Linked DNA regions of Homo sapiens: regions 2, 3 and 4 are each linked to region 1. Evidence: chromatin contacts called from ENCODE Hi-C or POLR2A ChIA-PET data. All regions are on one chromosome and are shown on one strand. The core of a region is the stretch at or near the end of the contact, and the rest is flanking DNA. Distances in the headings are between cores, read along the strand shown.

The links. A loop is a pair of places that touch in the nucleus more often than their neighbours do. ChIA-PET counts read pairs that join two places held with the same protein, here RNA polymerase II (POLR2A). Pooled maps may share reads with other maps.
Region 2: a loop to region 1 is called in a map of cardiac septum, with 6 times the contacts of the local background. The contact joins the promoter of ZSCAN31 here to the promoter of ZNF391 in region 1. A Hi-C loop is called at or near these places in 2 of 168 maps with a recorded cell type or tissue (cardiac septum and naive thymus-derived CD4-positive, alpha-beta T cell) and 5 of 50 pooled maps.
Region 3: a pooled map shows a loop between it and region 1 (2.6-fold over the local background). The contact joins the promoter of HMGN4 here to the promoter of ZNF391 in region 1. A Hi-C loop is called at or near these places in 1 of 168 maps with a recorded cell type or tissue (naive thymus-derived CD4-positive, alpha-beta T cell) and 1 of 50 pooled maps. POLR2A ChIA-PET finds 5 or more read pairs at or near these places in 1 of 52 experiments (A673).
Region 4: a loop to region 1 is called in a map of vagina, with 9 times the contacts of the local background. The contact joins the promoter of OR2B2 here to the promoter of ZNF391 in region 1. A Hi-C loop is called at or near these places in 3 of 168 maps with a recorded cell type or tissue (CD4-positive, alpha-beta T cell, naive thymus-derived CD4-positive, alpha-beta T cell and vagina) and 9 of 50 pooled maps.

Annotation. Positions count from the first base shown.
Region 1 is chr6:27,387,320-27,390,377 of GRCh38, forward strand. It overlaps ZNF391 (zinc finger protein 391), which reads left to right and starts at 1,440. Exons shown (of 3, transcript NM_001076781.3): 1 at 1,440-1,756.
Region 2 is chr6:28,334,571-28,337,628 of GRCh38, forward strand. It overlaps ZSCAN31 (zinc finger and SCAN domain containing 31), which reads right to left and starts at 1,578. Exons shown (of 4, transcript NM_030899.5): 1 at 1,512-1,578. RefSeq lists an enhancer at 1,124-1,243.
Region 3 is chr6:26,536,943-26,540,000 of GRCh38, forward strand. HMGN4 (high mobility group nucleosomal binding domain 4) reads left to right here and starts at 1,424. Exons shown (of 2, transcript NM_006353.3): 1 at 1,424-1,559. TRR-ACG1-2 (tRNA-Arg (anticodon ACG) 1-2) reads left to right here and starts at 556; the gene lies at 556-628. TRV-CAC1-6 (tRNA-Val (anticodon CAC) 1-6) reads left to right here and starts at 1,112; the gene lies at 1,112-1,184. RefSeq lists enhancers at 1-374, 1,635-2,044 and silencers at 408-701, 1,095-1,144.
Region 4 is chr6:27,910,976-27,914,033 of GRCh38, forward strand. It overlaps OR2B2 (olfactory receptor family 2 subfamily B member 2), which reads right to left and starts at 1,421. Exons shown (of 1, transcript NM_033057.2): 1 at 210-1,421. The coding sequence starts at 1,344. The coding sequence ends at 271.

The sequences.
Region 1 (3,058 bases), core at 190-2,689:
GAGTTACCATATGATATAGCAATTCAATGCCTAGGTGTATACCCAAAGAATTGAAAACAGTGACTCAGATACTTGTACACCAATGTTCACAGCAGCATTATTCACAATGGCCAAAAGGCAGGAACCACCCAAGTGTTCAACAAGAGATTAATGGATAAACAAAATATTATGTATGTATATTTATACACTGTTTGTGTATAAACACACACATATACACGAAGGAATATTATTTAGCCATTAAAAGGCATGAAGGATACATGCTGCAGTATGAATGAACCTTGAAAACTTTATGCTAATTAAAAATAATCCAGACATAAATAGACAAATATTGTATTATTTTACTTATATGGCATATCTAGAACAGGCAAATTCATAGAAACATAGTGTAAAATAAAGGTTACCAGGGACTGTGGGGAGCAGGGAATAGAGACTGCTCAATGGGCATCTTTAGGGATGACGAAAATGTTCTAGAATTAGATAGTGACGGTGCTGTTGTGAATACGCTAAAAACTTTACTGTATGACTTTAAAATGGTAACTTTAATGTTGTGCATAGTTTACCACAGTTTGAAAGTGTTTTTAATTTTTAAAAATAGGAAATGATAAAATTAGACTTTATCTAATTCTTTCCAGCTTTATAATTTGGATCCTGCTCCTTTGTACTTCATGGCTCATGCTTTATACTTACTTGATGTTTCTATGGTACTTGTGCACAGCTGTCATGTATCAGACCTGCAGTTTTGCACATGCTTTCCACTCTTCTAGTTCCTCAACTATTTGTAAGGTTGCCCTCCTTTATGTTTTCCATTAAATCTTCCATTAGTCAAACCACTCCAGTGTCCCTCGTTCCATAAGTTTCCCCTGCTCTGAACTCCCAGGGCACATTGTGCAACTTCATTACCTTATATTAAAATTATCTGGAATTTTAAAAAATCTACTAGATTAGGGTAGTGTCCTGATTTTATTCATTTTTTTCTTTTGGTGAAATTTGAGACATGTCTTGCATTTAACAGTATTTAAGCAACTAGATTGTGCAACGGAGCCAGTTTCTCCAGACAGGCTGGAGAGACCACTTGCATCAGAATCATCTGGGGTGCCCCTTGAAAATGCAATGTTCCGGGCCAACGAGTCAATCTCGGAGTGTAAATCTTGTGAAGCTGTATTTTAACAAGCTCACTTGGTGATTTATTTGTGTACGCTATTTAAAACTCTGTGAACCACCGGTCTAGGCTATACTTTGCAGTGTATTAAGGTGGTCTTCGGCACCTCTCGCAGACCCCCTTCCTCTTGCCTCTAGCGCCAACCTCTCAGCCTCTCGCATACCAGGGGAGGGGCTTTGCAAAACCTTCCACGAAAGTGAATCCCAGCACAGCCCTGCTGTAGCTGGCTCTCAGGCGCAAGCGCAGAGCTGCGACCGCTGCTGATACGTTGCTCAGTCTCAGTGTGGTCTCTGTTTTGCAACTGGTCGTCCGCGTCAGGAGACTTAGGTCCAGGCGACTGCCCAGACAATGACTGGTCCCGCATACCGAGCAGAGCATGATCAGCAGCAGTCTGAGTGGAAGAGTGCCTGTGATCTTAGGGAACCTGATGGGCGTTGGAGCAGCGGTTCGACGCATGGGTTTCTCTTTAATCCTTCCGACTTCCCCAAGCCCAGCGCACTCAGGTTCCGCTCCAAGTGCGGGACCCGCCCGGGGTGTGTCGGGGGTACTCGGCCGGAGGCGGCCGGTGAGTGAGGCTTACAGGGCCCCGGGACCAAGGTGGGTGCTCTTAGAGGTTCTGGAAAGCGGAAACACGGGTTCTTCGAAGGAAACGGGCGAAAGGGTCGCGTGTGGTTTGGCTGCAGGTCGGGTCAGGAGGCACCTCCACGGTTGGGACGCCGCGTGGCGTGGGGTCATGAAGCCCCCAGCGCTCGTCTCACTGGCGGGCCAGCCTAGTCCCTCTGCGGCAGTGACAGCCAGTGGTTTTCCCCGGGTGTATCCCTGGGAGATGAAAAAGAGCAGGGTTGCTCCCTGCTTCCCCTCTAGCTGGGCGAGGGAGGTCTTCGGTACTGGGGTGTTTCCCAGGTGCTTACTGAGTGCAGGCACTGCTCCAAGAGTTTTTACCTGCATTAACTCATTTAATCCTTGCATCAACCCTATGAAGTAATGTACTATTATTATGCCCATGTTACAGATAAGGAAATTGAGGCACACAGAGATGAAGTACTTGCTTGGCCGGGCGCAGTGGCTCACGCCTGTAATCCCAGCACTTTGGGAGGCCAAGGCGGGCGGATCACCTGAGGTCGAGACCAGCCTGGCCAATACGGTGAAACCCGTTCTCTACTAAAAATACAAAAATTAGGTGGGAGTGGTGGCGCGCGCCTGTAATCCCTGCTACTCGGGAGGCTGAGGCAGGAGAATCACTTGTACCCGGGAGGCAGAGGTTGGAGCGAGCAGAGACCACGCCACTGCACTCCAGCGTAGGCAACAAGAGTGAAACTCCGCGCCCCTCCCCCCCAAAAAAGAGAAGTACTTGCTTGAGTGCCAGTCCTTAGTTTATGTTTCTGATGATGAAGGTTGGTACTTGAATAAAGTAGTTGTTAATTATTTGTTGTGGGTGTATTGACAGTTACTGTGGATCATTGAGTTTGTGCTTTATGTGTGAGTTTGTGCTTTGAGCCAATATCTGGGAACATTGTTACCTGAAGATCACCTTTGGTAGGACAAGATTTTCTCTATTCTGTGATTAAACTGAGGCTGCCCAGGCAGTTCTGCTGATTGCTTTGTGGATTGGCAAAGGCTCCAGGAAGCAATCAACCTAGTGCCACAAAACAAAGCACCCAGAGAAGCCCTATTCCTGACCCTTCAAAACCTTCTTCCTTCTGAAGGGGGTAGAAAATAAAGGAGAATTATCCCTGGATCAGGAATTGATTATAGGAGAGACAAGCAATGTCAAAAGAATTTTAGATAATTAGGGTAACTGTGGTGGCCAGCGCTGTTAGTGCTAAAAAGTTTGAGTCACATAAAGGAATAGCAAACCACCAGGTTGGCTAGGGCTGCAGCATGTTGTGACCACTTAAG
Region 2 (3,058 bases), core at 328-2,827, 950 kb after region 1:
AAGAAGACCTTAAATACCATGAGGAAACAGTCAAATCCAGAAATGGGGATGCACTACAGGAAGACTGGAAGAGCCTCCTTTTAAACAAGGCAATGGGATGGGAGGAAGGGAGGCAAAGAGTAAAATTGCCCTAGGTTAAGACTCAACTACATGCAGTGAGTGGTCTATGATTGGATCCTAGTTGGTACAAACAGGTATAAAAGACATCTGTGGGACAACAGGGGGTGGAAGGATTTAAACATGAACTAGGTGTTAGGTGAAGCGCCTACACTTAGTTGGGTGTGCTAATAATCTTGTGGTTATGTAGGGAAATGTCCCCAATTTTTAGAGATGCATTAGAAACTAGAGGTGACAAGTTATGAGGTTGGTGGTTTTTACAATATTTAAAGAAAACATATGCGACAAACATTGCATAATGTTGACTTATTAAATAAAAATTACGTGTATATAGGAAATAAGGCTTTTGACAGGGAGAGACCCTTCTCTACCTCTGGACCTCGGTTTCGCCGCAAAGCTCCGACCTCTCTAGGGGTCTCTCCCACCACCCTGTGAAAGGGCTACCTAGCTTGCCTTAGGTGGATAGCAAGGGAAGGGTCCCTGGAGAGCCTGCCCCCGCCCATGATTTAGTGTCTTATCCCCACATAACATAAAACTAAGCCTGGGGAAAAAATCAGGTTGCAGGCACCGATAAGGGAACTAGCACAGGGTGTTGTGCCTAGAGATATGCCCACGGCTGCATAGATAGAAAAACCTCGGGCCCATTTGGATAAAAACTTGCACAGAACCTCCAGCTCACTCAGATAAGGGAACAAGGCCTGACACATAATGCCTTTGTCCTTTGTATAGTCAGCAGGTTCCCAGGAAAAGTTTCTTCTCCTTTTGTGGGTATGGACACGGTGGGTTCTGGTAGGTTCCGGCAGGCGCTCTACTTTCCTTTATTAGGACTATAAGCCCAGCTTCTGTGAATCATCACCTCAGCCCCTGATTGGTCCGGGGCCAAACTTTCACTTCGGCTTCTGATAGGTCCTGGGCCAAGCTAAGCAGCAGCTATGAATCATCATTTCAGCTCCTGATTGGTCCCGGACCAAGCTGAGTCAAGCGTTCGCCAGGACAGCCCGCAGACTAAGCGCATTCCCTCTCCTTTCCAGTCCATAAAAACCCCAGAACGGGCCCCATAATGGGTACTCCCGGTCGGGACCCCTTCTCTGCTGGCAGAGAGCTTTTTCCTTTCGCTTATTAAACTTTCGCTCTAACCTCACCTTTGTGTCTGCGCTCCTTTATCGTCTTGGAGGCAGGACAAAGAACTCCGGGCGTTATCTCAGACAAAGAAAGGCTGTTTAATCTTCAGGATAAGGGGCGGGACCTCCACCTACTCCACGGGGGCTTCAGGCCAGTGAATGTGTAGGGGCGGGGGTCACGCCTGCGCAGACGTTCCCTCCCCGCCTACTCCAAGGCACAGACCTGAAATCTTCTGGGAACCTGGCGGGTCGCGACAAGGGGCCAAGACTCACCTTCGGGGCACCGGCAAGCTACGGAACAGGTGGCGGGGCTGCAGCACCCCAATGACCGATCAACCGCAAAGGCCGGAAATGCGTCAGCCGTTCTGAGCCCACTGGCTGAAGCCAGGCAACTCTTTCCTTTCTAGGAATTCCAGAGGTGGCTGCTGCTTGGTGACTCCCTTATTGCAAACCCCGGGGCCAAAAATCCCAGTCCCACTGGGTGCGAGGCGGAGAAATCCGGCGAGGCATTTCTATGGGGAGCGGCCCCCAGCATTTAGGAGTTAGATGGTCATCGAGACCCAAAACATTAGAGCCGGAAGGTGTTAGGAAGATATAAACGTAGAGAGCGAGTAACAGGAGGCAATTCCACGGCCAAACAGGTTTATTTACAGGAAAAGCCTGCGAAGAGTTCCAGTTAGGAATCTGGCTGAGATCCTGATCGCTTACAAGCTGAGGCTTTTATAATAAAGTTTCTGTTGGGGAGGGGTTGGGGAAGTGCTGGCTAGTTGGAACTGTTTGGACACTTTCCAACTGGGGACAGATGTGGTTAGGGCCGTTAGGCTCTGTTGCGGTTAGAGCTGTTATGCTCTGTTGAAGCTATGGACGGGGTTGACATTTGCTTTGTTTCTTGAGAACACAGTCATCAAGGTTGTAAAATGGCATCACTATTGTTAGTCCTCACAGAAGGGACTTCATACTTTTTCTGTCTCTAATACTTACCTATTCTTCCCCGAGTCTGTCCACTTCCTCTGGTCTCTTTGACATCACAAAGGAGAGATGGTAATGGTGGGGACGAGAATACAGAGTTGTTTTTGTTGTGGTTTTGTTATTTTGTGTTTTACACTCAAACCTCTGTCTTCTGGAATCCCAAAGTCTAGAAGAAGAGCGTGTAAACAAGTAACTGCGTAAAACAGACGTGCATGTGAAATGAAGTAAAATAAAATAAGTGCTTGTAAATCGATGAGAATAGCCTCTGGAACATGCTAAGTACGTATGTAGGAAATAAATGTATGTATTAGTTTGAATTCGTGGCGTGGAAGAGAGAGGAAAACTAATGGGGCAAAACAAGACTCAGCAGGAATCTGCCAGTGTACACTGGAAAAGGAGCAAAGGAAATAAATTTCTGGGAGAGGGAATCAAATGTACAAAAGCAGAACTGGGGTGAAATCCTTTGGTACATCCAAAGAACTGGGCTGATCAGCATGACTGGAGAGTGGTATATGTGGCAGGGGCACCAGCTCTTACTTTTTTTGGATCCCTAACCAAGGAATTTGAGCAGTCTGATCAAATTTACATCTAGAAATGTTATCTTGGCAGCCATGTGGGGATGGACTGTAAGGAAATGAGACTACAGGCAGGGAGACCAGCTAGGAGACTACTACAAGAATCCAGGGTAGAGAGAGTGAGGGCCTGAATCAAGGCAGTAGCAATAGAAATAGAGAAGACAGATAATACATGTTAAGAGGTTGAATTGATTTTTTACAACTCATTCATTAATTATATAGATTCCCATTGAATGCGATCTTTGTGCCAAGGGCTTGCTGGATATAATAATAATG
Region 3 (3,058 bases), core at 174-2,673, 850 kb before region 1:
AACATAACTCCCAAGCCTGCTTCCACCTCCAGGCCTTTTCCCTAGCGATTTTTCCCTGTTCCAGATCACTCATTTCCCCGATATCAGCATTTATCCCTCATTCATCACTTTCACTGCTGGCCTTTCCTATCCTCTTTCCCTGTTTTATTATTATTTTTCTCCAATCGCTTATCACTATTATTTTGTTTATTTAATGCTTTATTATCCGCTTCCGCCACTGCCATGTAATCTTGAGGGCAAGGGTCTCTCATGTTTTCTTCACCGTTATCTGCAGTGCCTTGAACACTAATACTGGTTGAATGAACGAACGCATTAATGGAGCGGTGATATTGGGGCAGAGAGGATGCAGGGCTTGCTTTTCACCGCCATTTTTCAGCCGGCAGAGACAGACCGAGAAAGGAATGAAGGCCACGGGGCGTGTGCAGAAGTAGCTACCAGAGAGTCCATGCGCTGCGAGCCTGGACCAGCGGGCAAACGCGGCTTACAGGCGTTCACCCAGATATTACGGGTACAACCTAGTTTCTTATGAAATACCTCGCCCCTAAGGTACGCGCAGGGCCAGTGGCGCAATGGATAACGCGTCTGACTACGGATCAGAAGATTCCAGGTTCGACTCCTGGCTGGCTCGGTGTAAGCAGGGTCGTTTTACAACTTTCTGACTCCGCAGGAGTAAGGAAATTCCTGCAAGATAAATTTGCCTGGAAGACTCAGAAGCAAGAGGGGCAGCTCCCGACAACATATGGGGTTATCATTTCTTTGCGGAGCATTCTGCCACTGACCACGTGGTAACGCCAACTACGCCAGAGAAACGCTCGCCCTACCCAAGTTGTGCCCAGCCTTGCCTGGCCATTTTGGCCGAAGAACGAAGGACCGTTCAGAGATTAAATTAAAGTCTCTATTGTGTTCTTCCCTATTCAGTCATTTGTAGAATAAATTCTATGGCTTCAGTTTGAACACTGGAGGGGCTGGGTCTGAGCTTTTCATTGGTTTTTCTGGTTTGAGAGGTCGGTACAGAGACGCACGCGCACATCAGCAAAACACGCACTTGGAACGAAGAAACACGGAACTAGGCAGGAAGAACTATTTACTCTGAAAAATAAGCCCTTAGTGGGTTTCCGTAGTGTAGTGGTTATCACGTTCGCCTCACACGCGAAAGGTCCCCGGTTCGAAACCGGGCGGAAACACGTTTTTTTTTCCTCATCTTACTACGAAATTCTTCCAGTGTGTATCTTTTAAAGACTTTTTCAGGCTGTCATAAATTTCCTGTCTTCTTGTCTTGCTAGATCGGGGCAGCAGTGCTTAGGGCGGGCCTCAGAGGCTCACACACGTATCGCCAGGGGGAGAACCAGCTCTCTCCGGCTTGGACTCGGGGCGGCTCCCCGCCTGCAGCCCCGGAAGCGCATCCTCACCTTCCCTCGCCTTCCTGTTCCTGGCGGAGCCGGGCTCCGCTCGTCTTCTCTGTCTTAGGGCTGGTGCTGGCCCTGCCCACGCCTAGGGCTCCGGCGCGTCACGGGCCTCAGCTGGGATTCCCGCGCCCCTCGGACGGCCACGAGACTCGGGTAAGTGCCTCACAGACTTTGTGCGCTACCCCGGAAAATGAGGGGCGTGGTGGGGGGGGTCCCGCCGCCCTCCGTATACTTAGGACCCTCCTGCCAGCTGGCCCCGGTCATGATTAGGGGCCTTGGGCCCCGTCAGCCCCGCCTGTCTTCCCGTCTCCAGAGTAATCGCAGCATCTCTCCTGAGCTCCGAGTGTGAATCCCTGGGAAAAGCTGAATCCAGAGGTGGGGTCACAGAGAGCCGCAGGCCCGACCGGGATGAGAAGTCCTAATCGGCGTTCTAGGGGCGTTCTAAAAGAAGGAAGGAAGGGGATTTGAAAGGATTGCTCCCGCAGGGCTGTGGCCTTAAAGAGGTGGTGACTGGCAGGTTGGACTGACCTGCCGTGGGCTCTCCCTTCCTCCCCAATTTACCTTCGAGAAACCCTCGTTGAGGAGACACCCAAGGGCTGAGTCCTCCTCCACTTTGACCTTTTGCTATTCCATCACAAAGAAAAAATGGATCCCAAAGTTAAGAAATGGACCAGCACTTGTTTAGAATCAGGACTGGTGCCTTGGTGTTTGGCCTCTTACCTCTGCCACATGGCTTGCTTACAAGTTAATCGGATTAATCAAACGCTTTTATGAGAAAGTTTTGTTGTGTCACCTGGCAGCCTCGGGTGTTCCCTAAGAGGGATTTCTTTCTTAGATGTATTACTACTTTTTCTAGGGATTAGCCAAGCCTAGCCTCTCAGATCATATTGCTCCAGGTTCCCTCAAATGACTAATAAGAATGTGATGTGTTTGTTTTTGTTTGTTTGTTTTTGAGACGGAGTCTCACTCTGTTGTCCAGGCTGGGGTGCAATGGTGCGATCTCGCTCACTGCAACCTCCACCTCGATTCTTGTGCCTCAGGCTCCCGAGCAGCTGGGACTACAGGTGTGTAACACTACACCCGGATAATTTTTGTATTTTTAGTTGGAGACGGAGTTTCACCATATTGGCCAGGCTGGTCTCAAACTCCTGACCTCAAGTGATCCGCCCGCCTCGGCCTCCCAAAGTGCTGAGATTACAGGCATGAGCCACCGCGCCCAACCGAATGTGATATTTTTATGACCATGAGAAAAGAAGGGCTGCATTCTTTGGTGGGTCCGCAAAATTAAAAAAAAAAAAAAAAAAAGAAAAGAAAAGAAAGAAAAGGACAATGTTAATGAGCTGTTTTCTTTTTATCATTTTCTTAAACAGGCTGCTTGGGTAGACGTTGACTTGAAAGGTCCATTCTTTTGTCATCTTGCTGGTTCCCTTAACAAGACAACACCTTGGCTAGCAAGATAATATCTTGGTTAGCAAGACAATAAACTTGGGCATGTGCTCAACAGCAACCTGTCTAATACATTTTCATTTAAAATCCCCTCTGTACTACTCAGAAATATAAGCAAGTTATTATGGTGCCCAGAAAGGGGGCAAAGGTTCCAGGGTCCTAGGAGATGACAAGGATTTATCCTCTTCATCTTTCTCCGATCCCAG
Region 4 (3,058 bases), core at 171-2,670, 520 kb after region 1:
CCTTGCAAGCAACCTCTCAAAAGCTCCCTTTACATCTTTGTTTCTATGTGTGTGTGTGTATGTATGTATGTGTGTGTGCGTGTGTGTATTACTGAAGAGATGATTTCTGGATCAGAAAGGTCTAGTTTACACTGAATTGTACAAACATTGATGTAAAGTGTGACAACCCTTGAAAATGTTGTGATTACAGTTTTTGGTGCATTGGAAGGCCAATTCTGGGGGCTTGTTCAATGAAAATGTTTAGGCAACAGAAACAAATATAGCTTTTTGTCAAGGAAATTTTCTTTGAGGGAGATTACAATAGTTTTCTATAGTAATGACAAAAATAGGACAACTTGCGGAGAAGTTAGTAAGGTAAGTAAGCACTGTGTCTTTAGCAAAGCTTATCATTTGCATATTTCTTATTTCTTGATTAAGAAGACTCTTTGCAACCAACCTTTTAAAGGCTTCCTTTACCTCTTTGTTCCTAAGTGTATATATAAGGGGATTCAGCATGGGTGCAATGATTCCACAGAAGAGAGAAACCATCTTTCCCCGGTCTTTGGAGCTGGGTGAAGGTGGTTGCAGGTACATGGAGATAGCTGTACCATAAAAAAGTGACACCACAATTAGATGGGAGCCACATGTCCCAAATGCCTTTCGTTGACCTTCAGCAGACTGGATTCTCAACACTGCTTGGACAATAAAAGCATACGATATAAGGATGAGTGTCACGGGTATTAGAAGGAATAGCACACTGATGAAGAATAGTTCAGCCTCATTTGCTGTTGTGTCAACACAGGACAACTTGAGCAGAGCAGGGACTTCACAGAAGAAGTGATCCACTTCTTTGTGACCACACAGTGGCATCTTAAGTGTCCAGGTGGACTGTAATACTGAATTGCTAAAGCCACTAATCCAGGATGCAGCTGCCAACTGGAAGCAGAGCCTCTGGTGCATGATAATTGAGTAATGGAGAGGCCGACAAATAGCTACAAACCTATCAAAGCACATGACGGCCAGGAGAAGACATTCTGTGGAACCCAAGGCCAGGAAAATGAAAAGCTGGGCCACACAGCCACCATAACTGATTACTTTCCTGGTGTTGCATATGTTTACCAGCATTTGTGGAACTGTACTTGTGGTATAGCAAAGGTCCAGGAGTGAGAGATTGCTAAGAAAAAAGTACATAGGGGTGTGGAGTTTGAAATCCACATGTGACACAAGAATTATTGTCAGATTGCCAAAGATTGTCAAGATATAGGAAAACAGAAACATCACAAAGGGTGGAATCTCTAGCCATGGTTGATCTGAGAAAACTAACAGAATGAACTCCTGTGGGACACTCTTATTTACCCAATTCATGTTAAATGGTTCAACTCTTCGTTCTCTGAAATATAAGAAGTCAGGAAGTTAACAACACACTTCCTGATTTTGTCAGCTATAATCATTTTGCTATCAATTTACATAAAATTACAGACTGATCCAATTAATAATGTGAAAAAAGTATTGATAAAAATATAAATATTTATCCATCCAAGTATTTAAAAAGTGTTTATATATCTGTAACAGCATATTAGCAAATTGAATCGAATTTCAAGAATCTTTTTTTTTTTTTTTTTTTTTTTTTTTGAGGCAGAGTTTCACTCTTTTGCCCAGGCTGGAGTGCAATGGCGCCATCTCGGCTCACCGCAACCTCCGCCTCCCAGGTTCAAGCAATTCTCCTGCCTCAGCCTCCCCAGTAGGTGGGATCACAGGCATGTGCCACCACCCCGACTAATTTTGTATTTTTAGTAGCGATGGGGTTTCTCCACGTTGGTCAGGTTGGTCTCAAACCCCAACCTCAGGTGATCTGCCCACCTCAGCCTCCCAAAGTGCTGGGATTACAGGCGTGAGCCACTGTGCCCAGCCTAATTTCAAAAATCTTAAGCCATATTTTCAGTTTCCAAATTCACATAATGTATCCTTTGATATTTTACTGTTTGTAAATGTATTTTTCTCATTCTTCCTACCTAGATATCTACTGTGAGGTAGATGTAGATACAGTTTCCTGTCATTTGAATTCATTCTAATTTCTCTTCAAGGCCAGCGAGATTCCCTGATTGTAGAAATCAGTTAACATTAGTTAAAGCCACCTCCCATTATTCCCCTTCCCTCAAAAAAGCCATGTAGACAGTATCTAGTAAGTTATCAGACACAATTTAAGGAGACATATCCTTTTCGTTCTAGAAGCTCATAGAATTTGTATAGATTCCTTAGTAATATGATATTTGAAGGTGACAGGCTGGTCTCATATCCCTACCCTCTCTAATTAGTTACATTCATTATATTGGAATGCTTCTAACCCTTTGATCTCCACAATTCTCATTTGTAAAATGAAGATGATACAGTGGTTCCCCCTTTATCCATGGGGGATACATTCCAAGACCACCAGTGGATAGAAACCTGAAACTGTGGGTAGTACCAAACCCTATATATACTATGTTTTTTAATACATACACAACTATAACGTTTAATTTATAAATTAGGCACAGTAAGAGATTAAGAACAATAATTAATAAAATGCAGCAAGTATAACAGCTCCAGACCCCCATTTATTGTAATACATGTTATGTGAATGTGGTGTCCCTCTCTTTTTTTCTCTTCAAAACACCTTATTCTAGTGTACTCACCCCTCTGTGTTCTGACGATCTGATAACCGAGATGGCTACTCAGTGACTAACAGGCAGGTGGATGCTTTAAATCAAGCTTGTCCAACCTGAGGCCCACGGGCTGCATGCAGCCCAGGATGGCTTTGAACGCAGCCCAGGATGGCTTTGAACGTGGCCTAACACAAATTTGTAAACTTTCTTAAAACATCATGACATTCACTGATGATTAAAAAAAAACTCATCAGCTATTGTTAGTGTTGCTGTATTTTATGTGAGACCCAAGACAATTCTTCTTCTTCCAATGTGGCCCAGGGAAGCCAAAAGATTGGACACCCCTGCTCTAAACAGAAGGATGATTCCCATGACTGGGTGGGACAACACAAGACTTCATCAGGCTATTCAGAATGGCATGTATTTAAAACTTATGA